2 separate regions of the Mus musculus genome follow, and region 2 is linked to region 1. The links are chromatin contacts, found by POLR2A ChIA-PET in ENCODE. All regions are on one chromosome and are shown on one strand. Each heading gives the region's core, a stretch centred on a gene start or an enhancer-like site at or near the end of the contact. The rest is flanking DNA. Distances are from core to core; before and after follow the strand shown.

Region 1 (6,209 bases), core at 2,233-4,732:
CCACTGGGTTCGTACCCACTGGGTTCGGTCCCACCAGGGTTCAAGACCTAAGCTCGACTGTGATCAGGCTGTCTGTGCATAGCCCATTGCCCCACATGTGTATGCTGTATGTGGTGTGTGTGTGTGTGATGTGCTTGTGTGTGTTTGTATGCTGTATGTGTGGTGTGTATGTGTGTGTATGGTGTGTGTGTGTGTGTGGCATAATATGCATGTAGAAAACCTGTGAGAGTTGGTTCTCTCCTTCCATTGTGTGGATTTCTGAGATTGAACTCAAGTTATCAGGTAAGTAAGTGCCTTTACTCACTGAGCCATCTCATATCCCAGCCCCCATAAATACTCTTAAAGAGAGAACAGAAACCCATGCCGGGTGCTACGGAAGATCTTTAGAACAATAATGACTTGGGTCTAACATGAGGAAGAACTTCTGAATGGGAGAGTGACTCCACACTAGAACAGGGCAAAGAGGAATCAAAGGACACACCGGACTCCCTCTGGGCCTGGCACTGCTCAAGGCCCAGACCTGATGCAGTCAGCCCAGGCATGAGAACTGCAGGTGACTCAGGGAATCTTAAGTGGTGGTTGCTAGGTTACAAGCTGCTTTAATGTGCCTCAATGTAAAGACTAAAGGAAGTTACCTGGCTGTGAGGAGAGAGCGGTGGGGGAAGGAGAGAGGAAAAGAAATAAGCCAAACTTCCAGAATTAGCGACTGGGCATAGCCCGGAAGCAAACCGACTTTTCCTACTTTTCCAAGGCTGAGTCTCTCCACCCCTGTGGTCTGCACAGAGTAAAGCCTATGGATGCAAGCCCTGAGCTGGAACAGGGCCTGTTCAGGGCTGAATGCTGGCATCTCCCTAGGTGAGACACTCAGCAATTAGTGGGATCCCTTTGGGCTCTGGGCGCCTTCCCTTGCTGCAGTTGGACAAAAGACCAGAGGCCTCAGGAGAACAGAAACATCTCAGCCTCCTTACTAATACATAATTTGTTCATTTGTCATTGGGAGTCTTCAACCCTGAGTCCTTGGAATGAGTTGCCAGCTCTAAGTGAGGCACTCTCCGAGTGTCAGACTCCTCTGTGAGACACAGATGCTCACAGATGCCTGGCAGTGTCCCCACAGTGGAAGATTATGAGAGACTGGAGTTGCAAGGGCTGGGCTCTGGGAACTCTGCCCACCCGCTGGGAGGGGTGGGAGAAGTTACTTGCTTGGTTTTGCTGCTTCAGTGAAGGCTCCTAGCAAGTGAGGCTGAAGACAGATAGATCCCAACAAACCCATTTGAGAAGACTGTGGCTTCCATTCATCCCGCTCACCACTAGCTGGAGCTGAGAAACTGAGTCAGCCCCAGGTCAGGGTCCATCCCATATTCCTTCGGGAAAGACAGCTTCCTAAGAAGGTTGTGAGGGATCCGCCAGAGAAGGCTACTCAGACATGGCTTTGAGCTCAGAGAAAGTCTTCACTAGCCAGCGGGCAAGTCCACTTAGTGTTCAGGACCTGAGCATAGTCCTGAGCCTTTTCCAGGGTGAATTTATAAGCACAAAAAACCATATCCCGAGTTGTCGTGCCTCATATAGCAAGAGCTGGAAGCAGAAGTACAGAAGGTAAAATCCAAGGTTAGTACATTTAGGGACTTCCCCAGAACTATGGACTTTGATGGATTAGGTCTTTGTTCTTGTTTTGGCAGGGTGCTGTCTTCCTGCTGGGTTCCAAGGCCTGAATGGAACTTCTATCATGGCCTCAGTTGTGCTAAGGTCTGGGGCCTATTACAAGAACAGGAATGGTAGGTATTGTCTGTGAAACGTCATTAGTTTAGACTACACTCTTAGAATGTGTGAGTTCTTATTGAACAGGGAGAAGAGAACACAGCCTTCTGTGGTTGATCTAGGTGCTGATTTTGCAAATACAAGAATCTAAGCTTTAAAAATAAGTAGAATTGTTAGGTCAAGAGCGCAAGATATTAAGATCGGCCTGTTTTAAGTTAGGGCTGCTATTTCTCCCAGAATTCACAGTCTCAGTGTGAGTGTTGGGAAGAATGTCCCAGGCCCTGGTTCTGTGTTAGAAGGTAAGGTGATAAGCATCACACTTGATAAACAGTCCCTACATCACCTCACTCAGCCTTCACAAACCTTACAACCACGGAACATTACAAAGAAATAAAGGGGAAAAAATCTGATGAAGAGTCATACACTTTTAATCCCAGCATTTAGGAGGCAAAGGCAGGTGGATTTCTGTGAGAGACCCTTCCTCAATAAATGGGAAGCTGGGGGGTGGGGTGGGGAGGAGAATTGGAGGCTATAGCAGGGAGATTGTGAGTTCCAGGCATACTGAGGAAAACAAAGAGGGGGTGAAGGGAGGGAGAGAGAGAGAGAGAGAGAGAGAGAGAGCTATTGATTCTTTCAACAATGATACTCCAGGAGTGAGCTCCATTCCCAGCCCCTTGTACAACGTGGCTGAAATGACAAGGCTTCAGACATGGGCTGTCAGGGGCTGGGGATCATAGAGTCCTCCTACCAGATATCAAAAGGTGACGTGGGAGCCCTGTAATGAAAATATACTCTGTTTATGGCATTGTCCTATAGCTTGGTGGGATTTTAATACTGGGAAAAACCGGATAAAGAATACTCCTTTCTTACAACCACATGTGACTCTATAGTTTATCACAAATAAAAGTTTAGTGCCTAGCGTGTGCACATCTCTGAGATCCATCCCCAACAGTGAGAGGAAATGCATACCAACATATAAGCACGTGAGTATGTGTATGTGTGTGTGTGTGTGCGCGCACACACACACACACACACACACACACTCACTCACAGACTCAGAGTAGAAACTGAAGCTAAGTTTTCCAGAGCAAACATTTGAACAGCAGTCTGTCAGGTTCCCGAGCTTGAGCCTTTCTGAATGGAAGGAAGCCAGAGAGGAGGACCCCGTGGGCTTGGGGAGACACTGCTAGGTGGTCCGGTATATCATGGGTACTTGAATTACTGGGTACTACAGTTCTGAAGGGTCTGTTGCTGGGTGGTTTGAGAGACCATCCACCCAGTCCTGCAGTTGCTGCTAAGGGCCGGGATTTGTTAATCAGGTTTGCACACTACAGATGCACAAGGGTTTGGAAGGTGAGGTCCTCCCAGCTTGTCTATTGGTGTGTTCAGCTGTGGTTTCCCTGTCTGTGACTTTATTTGAGGCTTTGTGGACGTCTCCACTTAGGAGGGAAAGAAGATTCTGTGTGAATTACATGCACACGAGTGAGAATTGTTAGATCGGCAGATCCCTGCCACATCTGTGCCTCCTAACTGGCTTCTGAGGTTAGACCATGTGAGCATACCTCCCCCCAAACAAAGCCAGCCTGTCACGAACTGGGTCTGTGTACTGTAGACAAACCGGGTAATTGGCCTCTCCGCCTCCTCACCCAAAACAAACACTCGCAAACGCCCGCCCCCACGCTGGCAGGATCTGCCTGTCATCTGGGCACCCGGCTCCTGCTCCGGCTGTCTCCGACCCTGTAGACACTGCAGGCCCTGCCCTCGCTCGCCCTGGTCGCCCGGGGCTGACGCACAGGCCACAGCCTCCGCCTCGGGGCGCGTGGGCTCCTGCCCAGGTGTGGAAGCTGCGGGGAGGCGGTGCGGGGAACCCGCGTCCTCCGGCCGGAGCTCGGCTTCTGGCGACCGCTCTCCTGCGCGGGTGACGGCGGCGTGCGGGCTGGGAAGGGCAGGGAGCGCTGTCCTCCGCTCCGCGGCTGCCAGGCGGACCGTGAAAGCTTCGCGCGGCTGTAGGCGCCGCCCGGGAGCTAGTGCTGGGCGAGCGCGGCGCCCACGCGCGGTGGGGTGGGCTCCGAGCTCCGGGGGACCGGGCGGGGGCGGGGCGCATCCTGCAAAGTTGACCAAGGGTGAGCTACCGCCGGCGCCCTGCTGCCCTAGATTCGCCAGGTTCTTTCCGCGGAGCCAGGCGTGGACGTCGCTGCCCCGCTGACACCCAAGGGACCCGGAGAAGCCAGCGGGCGTCGGCAGGGAGCCCGTGCAGCGCGAGATGGAGGCTGAGAGAGGGGACGCGCCGACCGGCGCCGTGTAGCCCGCGGGCCCCGGGGCTGGACCTTGCCCGGACGCTGTGGGGGCGCTCGAGCAGGGCCCTCCCCCGGGCTGCCATGGAAGTGCCCAATGTCAAGGACTTTCAGTGGAAGCGCCTTGCTCCACTGCCTAGCCGCCGGGTCTATTGCTCACTGCTGGAGACTGGGGGGCAGGTCTATGCCATCGGGGGATGTGATGACAATGGCGTCCCTATGGACTGCTTCGAGGTCTACTCCCCCGAGGCCGACCAGTGGACCTCCCTGCCCTCCCTGCCCACAGCCCGGGCCGGGGTAGCGATCACTGCCCTAGGAAAGCGGATTATGGTGATCGGGGGTGTGGGCACCAATCAACTGCCTGTGAAGGTCGTGGAAATGTACAACATCGATGAGGGCAAGTGGAAGAAGAGAAGCGTCTTGCGCGAGGCTGCCATGGGCATTTCTGTCACAGCCAAAGGCAAGTGGGGCCAGGGTTGAGGGTGGGCATTAGGGAAGAAAGTAAAGGGTCACGGGGGACACGGGTGTAAGGCAACATGATTTGGGTGGCCAATACACATTCCCTATAACATTCGAGCCTTACATTAAGCACTAAAACTAGAGACCCACTGCCCTTACTTTACAGATTGGAAAGGGACACTGAGCAGGTGAAATGTCTAGGAATTCCATCTGATGCCAGGAGTCAGCTCCAGCAAGCTGGGCAGGCCACTGCAGAGGGAGAGCCAAGGTGTGAGCCACGGGGTTATCTGCAATGACTCTGCAGACCCTGGCATTCAGCCGAATGACCACATTTGCCCTTGGCCGCCTGTCCCCTCCCCCAAACCTACCTGTGTAGGTCCCTGAGGATGCTCACCCCATCCTTCTACCATTACCAGGCCCCCAAGGAGGCTTTGAGACCTGATCCCAGGATCTTCGTTTACTTCTGACTGCAGTTTCAGACTTACTGAGTGGGGGTCAGAATGTCCCAAAAGCTTGTTTCATGTTGCATTATTATCCAGGTTCTCTTGCTTGCATGTGGTTTTAAAATTCTCACTTTCTCAAAGCCTTCATTTCACTCTTCTTGGGCCTAATACAGTCTGTGATGTCGAGGGGATCCAACTGCAGTTTTGCTAAACACACAAAGTTTTGTGAGAATGGGAGTTAAGAGACCCCAAGTTCATATACAGTTGCCTCCACACCGTAGGCTCGGTGGGGTGACCTTTCGCTTTCCCATCCGTCCCTGTCTCTTTTACTATTATACCCCAGCTGACTGGCTAACACACGGCCAGATCAGAAAACAGCTTTTCTTAAGCATCTGGTTTGCCCCTGGAACAGTCTTAGACCCTGGGAAGGAAGGAAAAGGGTAGAAAATTTGGGCTCTGAGCATGATTGTGGAGAAGCTGGGGCCCAGAACCCCCTCAAGCAGGGTAGACAATAGGGTTTCTGTGACCTGCCTGTCAAGAGGGTGAAAAGCCAGGCCTGGTGCTGAAGGCTTGTAATCCTAGCTACTCTGGAGGCTGAGGCAGAGAGTGGCAAATTCAAGACTTCCCTGGCAGTAGAGTTTAGTGGTGCATACCTTTCATTCCAGTACTTGGGAGGCAGAAGCAGGCGAATCTCAGAGGCTAGCCTGGACTACAAAGTTCTAGGATAGCCAAGACTACACAGAGAAACTCTGCCTTGAAAAAACAAAGCAAAGCAAAACAAAACCAAAAACTTGCCTCTGCTAGAGCAGAAGGCTTATGAGATCAAGCTACATAGTAAGACCCGACATAGTGAGACCTTATTTTTTTTTTTTTTTAAGAAAAAATTAAGGCCTAGACACCCCTGGGCACACTGAGAATAATGAGTATAGACCACACCCCATCTCTAGCTTCAATAAATTATGCTGTAAGTTAAGAATTAAGGCTTCCCATTTGGTGCTTTGTCCCTTTGGACTTTCAACATGTCCAATGAGATAAGTGCTGCTTTCATTCTTATTTTAGAAGCAGCAGCATGAAGCCCAGAAAGGTTAATTCTCTGAGGTTAAATAGATAGTAAGTAATGACCATGCCTGTGCTCCATAAAGCCAAATGCGCTCGACGGTTAGGCTGGAAGATGTTTAATGCCGGCTGCTTGTGCTGGTTTCGTAGATGAACAGATTCTCAATCTGCAGTGTATTGGGAGAAACATATCAAACTGGTA
Region 2 (6,209 bases), core at 1,064-3,563, 180 kb after region 1:
CCAGGTAGAGTGTTTCCACCCCATACCCCATGGTGCTTCAGGCTCAACCCCACAGCCTCACACAGGCTCTACCATACATTCCAGCCTAGAATGTATGATTTTTATCAGTAAGGGGGATAAATACTAGCTGGCCTCCTGCATGAAGGACAGAAAATATCTTACTGAGAGGGAAGTTCAGCCTGGCTAAAAACCAAGTTCTTTTTTCATGACTGACAGGTACAAATTGCTCCAGGCCAAGAAGAAAAAAATCATTTAAAATTTCTCCCCTTTAAACAAAGCTTCAGATACCCTGTTTGACAATTAGTAATATTAATAAACTCTAATTAGCCCTCACAAAGCAAAGCCCACCAATTATAGTTTTTAATCAAAGTAGAACACAACGAATTACAAGGAATACAATGTCTACCATACCAAAAAAAGAAAATAAAAAAGAAACCCAAAAATAAAAAAACAAACCAAACCAAATCAAACCAACAACAACAACAACAACAACAACAAGCCAACCCCTACGGCTCCATTCTGAGGGATAATCATGCATGTCGTGCTCTATCACTAATTTGGAGATTTTTTTTCAGAGATTTTTTTTATTTAGGTATTTTCTTCATTTACATTTCAAATGCTATCCCAAAAGTCTCCCAGACCCCCCCCCCAGAGATTTTTAAAGTGCAAAAATATGCATATATAAACTTGACAAAATACAGTACATCTTTAACCGGGACCTCTTTGAAGTCCACGTTTTATCATCTCTAGTCAACGTGTCTGGGCAGAACATCTACCTTATACAGGCTGTTTCCTTCTCTGTATCCTCTGCACCAGCAAATGGAGCCCCCAAAGCAGAAACATGTCACACACACACACACACACACACATCTTTTGCATTTATGCCGCTTCCAATTCTGTCTCCTAATCTCAAGCTCCTTGATTGTTTTTCTCTCCTGTAGATTGGATTCAGACCATCCTTCACGGCCAACAGTAAACTCCTGGAGAGTTTTTACCCCTCACCGGAACTCCTACTCAACAGTGTCTTTAAGAGGTTGATCTTTAGGGCTAGGCTTATAGGTAGGCTCTGTAGGTAAGGCTTAGGTTCAATCACCAGTACCAGAAGAGCTGAAAGCAAACAAACCAAACCCAAACCCAAACCCAAACCCAAACCCAAACCAAAGCAAACCAGCACAGCAGCAGCAGCTGCAACAACAAAAATCCCAACCCGTCTAATGTTATTTCCTTCTTCTCTCTCACTCCAGGACTCACTAGGGAGCCCAGGCTCCTTCCTGAGTGCTGAGATTACATATATGAGCTATAAGACTGGGTAGGAATTTTTATTTTTTAAACATTAACTTGATCATATTATTCCTTCCTTGAAAATTTTACAAAATGCATGTTCCATTAGAAAAAAACATGGCCAGGGACACCAACAGTCTGCCTACAGAAAATAAACCCATATACACGTGAAAAGTTCATCATTATTACTTCATAAGTGAAACAATGTATTTTTTTTTCTGTTTCACTAAGCCAGTGGGTACAGCCAAAGAGACCTGATAATAAATCACTGTGAGAAGTGCAGAAATATTTCTACAAATTATTTCTGGTTCTATAGTATTTGGATAGCATTTCGGAAATATTGGACACGAAAGGGAGTGAAAATTGTCCAATATCTCTGAGCCTCAATTACTGTTTTTGGGTTAAATGGCTACATGAAAGACATATTTAGGAGATAGTAACTGGTAAATAATGGCTTATACTTGCTGTCACCTGATTTTTTTATGCACTTTATATGCTTAACTCATTTAATCCTCGTAATTCTCTAAGTAGTATTATTATCACTGTCATTTTACGCACAAGGAAAGGGTTAAATACCCATAACGGTGAAGTCAGTTAGGAGGACCTCTAGATTACTGTCATTATAGCTACACAGGGGTGACTTGCCCACCACATTGGATAAACACTTCCCACCCCACGCCCATTATTTACCATTAGCTGGTCTTCTCTGATTGCTCTGTGTACATCAAGTCTGACAGAACTGTGGGACACTCAGTCCATCTCTCTTGACAATGTTCCTGTGCCCTAATCGATGTTGTGTACACAGTAATACCGCAGGAAAGGGCCTAACAAATACTATCGTGCCGTTTTATGTGATGCATAGCATAGTTTTAGAGACGTGAAATAATCTTCACGAAACTAAGTCAGACACATAGTAATTATAGTACTCATAGTAAGGTGAGCCAAGCCAGCACGCGCTCTGACCACGCCAAAGAGCTCCAACACTCTTGCACTAGGGGCCGACCTTTCCCGCTTTCCTGCGGTAGAAAGAATCGCCCGGAACCTTTCTTGCGGAGTCTCAGGCAGCCGCCGGGACAACCCAAGGAACACACGGCATTGTGAGTATTAGTGGGTTAGTGATATGCCTGAAATTTCTTGCTCACTTACGTGGTCCCGGAGAGAAAAGCTTTACATTCTTGTACTTTTTGGAGTTCCGACTGACTATGACATTTTTTTCTCCCTCGATAATATTATAGTTGTTTGATTACAAGAGCGTTTAATATTTTTTTTAATTAGGGAGAAATGTGGACAGCTACGTAAAACGAACAAGGAAGGCGGGGGAGGAAAGCGGAAGCCGCGGGGCCTTCTAAGTCCGAAAGTCTCCGGAGCTTGCGCCAGGCTCTTCGCGGCGCCCCCCACTTAGACGCGGGGCTTCTGAGCGGGTGGGGGAGAAGGAACTGTTGCCGGTGCGGAGACCAGGCGGCCAGCGTCTGCAGGGATGAACCTCGAGTTGCTGGGTGAGGAGGGCTTGCCTGCGACTTAGCAAACCCTTCGGTATTGGGAAGGAGGGAACCTGGGCGGGAGGGACCGCAGGCTGCAACCTTAGGGACACTCTTCGGAGATGGTTCATTGAGTGCTCGTGAGGTGGAGTTGCAGCAGCAGGAGTAAGACCAGCTTCTGTCCGAAGAGAATGCATTACTTTTCTGAAACCGCTTTCAGATCAGTTGTGGAGTCATTGAGGCACTTTTTGTCCGAGCTGTGATTTCGAAGATCGCAGGTGCTGAAGTAACAAATCAGACAGGACCAGAGTTTTGGAGATGCAGTCAGAGGAAGAGTGACCTAGGGTGGGTCAATTTTGAAGACCTGTCAGGGGATCCGGTGCCTAGATGGGATTACTCTTGCTGGAAAGGTGTTACTTAACCAGATTTTATTTTAAAAATAAAAAATAAAAAAAAGGTTAAGGGAATAGGTAAGGGTGTTGTAATTCGGCACTAAGTGGCGTAGTTGGCATTTGGAATCCAGTCATCTTGACTGCCCGTTTAAGGTCCTTAACCGTAGGGAGGTGTAGATCCCCGGAAATGTGAACTACACAAGCAGTTGTTTTATTCTCGAGACAGGGTTTCTCTGTATAGCCCTGGCTTCCCTGGAACTCATTTTGTAGACAAGGCTGGCCTCGAACTCAGAAATCCACCTGCCTCTGCCTCCCAAGTGCTGGGATTAAAGGCGTGCGCCACCACCGCCCAGCCAGTCAGTACTCTTAGCCGCTGAGCCATCTCTCCAGCCCACTTACAAAGATAATTTTTAAAGTGTTCTTTGTCTTTATAGCGGCTTTATTGGAGCATGGGTGCATGCTTGTGGATATAATACTGACGAAGTATGAAAGTATGTGAAAGGTGTATCTAAAATAAAAGACACCAATGAGAAAATTTTTAATTTGTTATTTTATGTGTGTGGGTGCTTTGTCTGTATGTATGACTGTGCACCAGTGATGTATGTGCCTGGTGCCCACAGGAGCCAGGAGAGTCAGATTCCCTGAAACTGGAGTTACAAATGGTTTTGAGCTACAATATGGGTGCTGGGAATCATACCTGGGACCTTTGGAAGAGCAGCCAGTGCTCTTAACCACTGAACCATCTCTGCTGCCCCTCAGTGAGATAATTTTTCTGCTATGCCAAAATGTGGATATTGTAATAAAGAGGATAACCAAGAGTTTAAGTTGATGATGTTTATTTTGTGGAGACTCATGGATGCCAGGTTGGACAGTTTACTTTTTAAGGAAGATAGGGCAGATACACCAACAGCTCAGATGGAGCACTGATTTATAAAGTTTTTCGGAGAGTTATAATGCATAGATGAATGTTGAGACAATATAAAACCAGTCTGGAAGGCCACAATGTATGAGTGATACACGGAATGTGTGAATTGGGACATAGAAAGAAAAAACATTGGGGAGGCAGTATTTGAGTGTAGTGGTGATAAGAAAATGAACTACAAAATAATGGTGCTTGACTAATAAGATGCAAGGAATTGTGAAAGGTAGCTTGGATCTGTTGGATGTAGACTGAGAGCTTGGGAGACAAGTCTTGACTTATGATCACCATTTGTTTCTGCTTATTGAAACCCTGGGACTGGGTGTGAATAGGTGGAAGGGAAAAGATGAAAGGGGCCAAATATTGTCAGGGACAAGATCTTTAGTTATTTACCTGGAGGGAAAAGGATGATCAAGTAATTATAAGTTAACTAATATATGCAGTGCTTCTATGAGCTAGTCACATTTTCAGGTACCTTCCATATATTTCCCTAAGTATAGCAGCTAGGGGAGGATACAGGTTAGCAGTTCCTTCCATAGACACCAGTTGAGTGTCAAGACAGCACTTGAGTCTGAAAACTGAGAAAAGCCTGCTCCCTTTAATTTCTGGGCAGTTTGCACTCCTTAGCGGCCTAAGGTGAAGGTGATTTTAGGAGGGTGTAGGAGAAGTAGAGACCAAGAGAGATGTTCCATGTTTATAAGAGGAAAAGAGGAAAGCTGTTATAATAGTCCTTTGAAAGAGTTAACAGTGTGTGTCACAAGGAAAGTTCTTTTGAATGATTCAGAAAGGTCATAGGGGAAACAGGAATTTTTAGTATTGGCTGATTCAGCAATTAAAAAGAGGTCTGAGGCTCCAAAGAGAAATCTCTTATAGAAATGACTGAGTATTATGTGAGAAAGTTAGTGATTGTAACTAACTTTATAATAATACAAGCAGGAAAAAGGAACAGAGGTGATATGGTGGGAATAGTTAAACAGTGAAGGACAGCTGGCCAGATAAAGGAAACAAAAGGCTAGGCTAGGCTGTGGGATGTGCTACTCAGGTGGCCTCATCAGGATACTAATTTTACTTCTGTGACCATCTGACCACTTTTTGAGATGTTGCTGGGTACCAGGTGGATGCACTGGAGATAAAATTACGAAGACAGTGCCTCTTGCATCCCTGGTCCTGTGCACTTAGTCAAATGCTGCATCACCAGCCCGGGATAGTTTTCAAACTTGTCTTTCCCTATAACTCATAGTAAAAACAATTTTTTATTTTTAAAATTTAAATGATCACTTACTTAGTGTGTATGGATTTGTGTGTGGGGGTATATGTATATGCTCACGTGCAGGTCAGAGGACAACTTTGGGCAGTCACTTCTCTCTCACTATGTGGGTTCTGGAGCTCTAACTCATGTTCTTAGACTTGGCAGCAAGCATCCTTAGCCACTGAGCTATCTCACTGGCCCAAGAAATAAACTATCATAATCCCTATGTATGTACACGTGTAGTTAGACTATTTCTGGCATGGGTGTGTCTGTGATGTATACCTATGTTAGTGTGCATGTGTGTGGGTGTTTGTGCACTCAAGAGGCCAGAGAAGGGAGTGGTGGATTGTCAGTCTTTGCTCTTTTCCTTTGAGGCAGAGTCTTTTCTATCACCCTGGAGCTCATATTTTTCAGTTGGATTGATAGCCAGCAAACCCCTTTCTATCTCTGCCCCCTTTAGTGCTGGGATTACTGCCTGTGCAGGGTGGTGCTGGGCTTCTGTGCATGCCGGAATCTGAACTCCAGGTCCATGCTTAGCAGCAAGTGCTTTTAACCACTGAGCCATTTCTCCAGTCCTAGAAGTTTTTGAAATGATGTTTAATCCTTTTGTTTACTATCTTCTGATGTTTTCTGCTCTAATATATTTTCTTTTTAAATCTTGTTTTTCATGGACTATGATGATTTATTCATTTTTCAGTAGATTGAATTGTAACATCTGAAAAGTATAAGATACTGCTTTTTGTCCTGGATAAAAAACACAAACAGGAAAAGAGAAACAAATAATTATGTATAATACAGAGTTACAATATCTCACTAGAGTATAGGGGAGCCATATGAAAGCAGCTAGTGCTGCTCTGTTGACGGGATTGATGTAAAATTTGGGGAAATTT

The links. ChIA-PET counts read pairs that join two places held with the same protein, here RNA polymerase II (POLR2A).
Region 2: POLR2A ChIA-PET joins it to region 1 with 11 read pairs in Patski. The contact joins the promoter of 6030442K20Rik here to the promoter of Klhdc8a in region 1. POLR2A ChIA-PET finds 5 or more read pairs at or near these places in 3 of 5 experiments (Patski and embryonic stem cell).

Annotation. Positions count from the first base shown.
Region 1 is chr1:132,295,144-132,301,352 of GRCm38, forward strand. Klhdc8a (kelch domain containing 8A) reads left to right here and starts at 3,483. Exons shown (of 5, transcript NM_144810.5): 1 at 3,483-4,509. The coding sequence starts at 4,134. It overlaps Gm51645 (a long non-coding RNA gene), which reads left to right. Exons shown (of 4, transcript XR_003947998.1): 4 at 1,677-2,238.
Region 2 is chr1:132,474,751-132,480,959 of GRCm38, forward strand. It overlaps 6030442K20Rik (RIKEN cDNA 6030442K20 gene), which reads right to left and starts at 2,314. Exons shown (of 2, transcript NR_165177.1): 1 at 1,972-2,314. It overlaps Rbbp5 (retinoblastoma binding protein 5, histone lysine methyltransferase complex subunit), which reads left to right and starts at 2,617. Exons shown (of 14, transcript NM_172517.2): 1 at 2,617-2,777. The coding sequence starts at 2,759.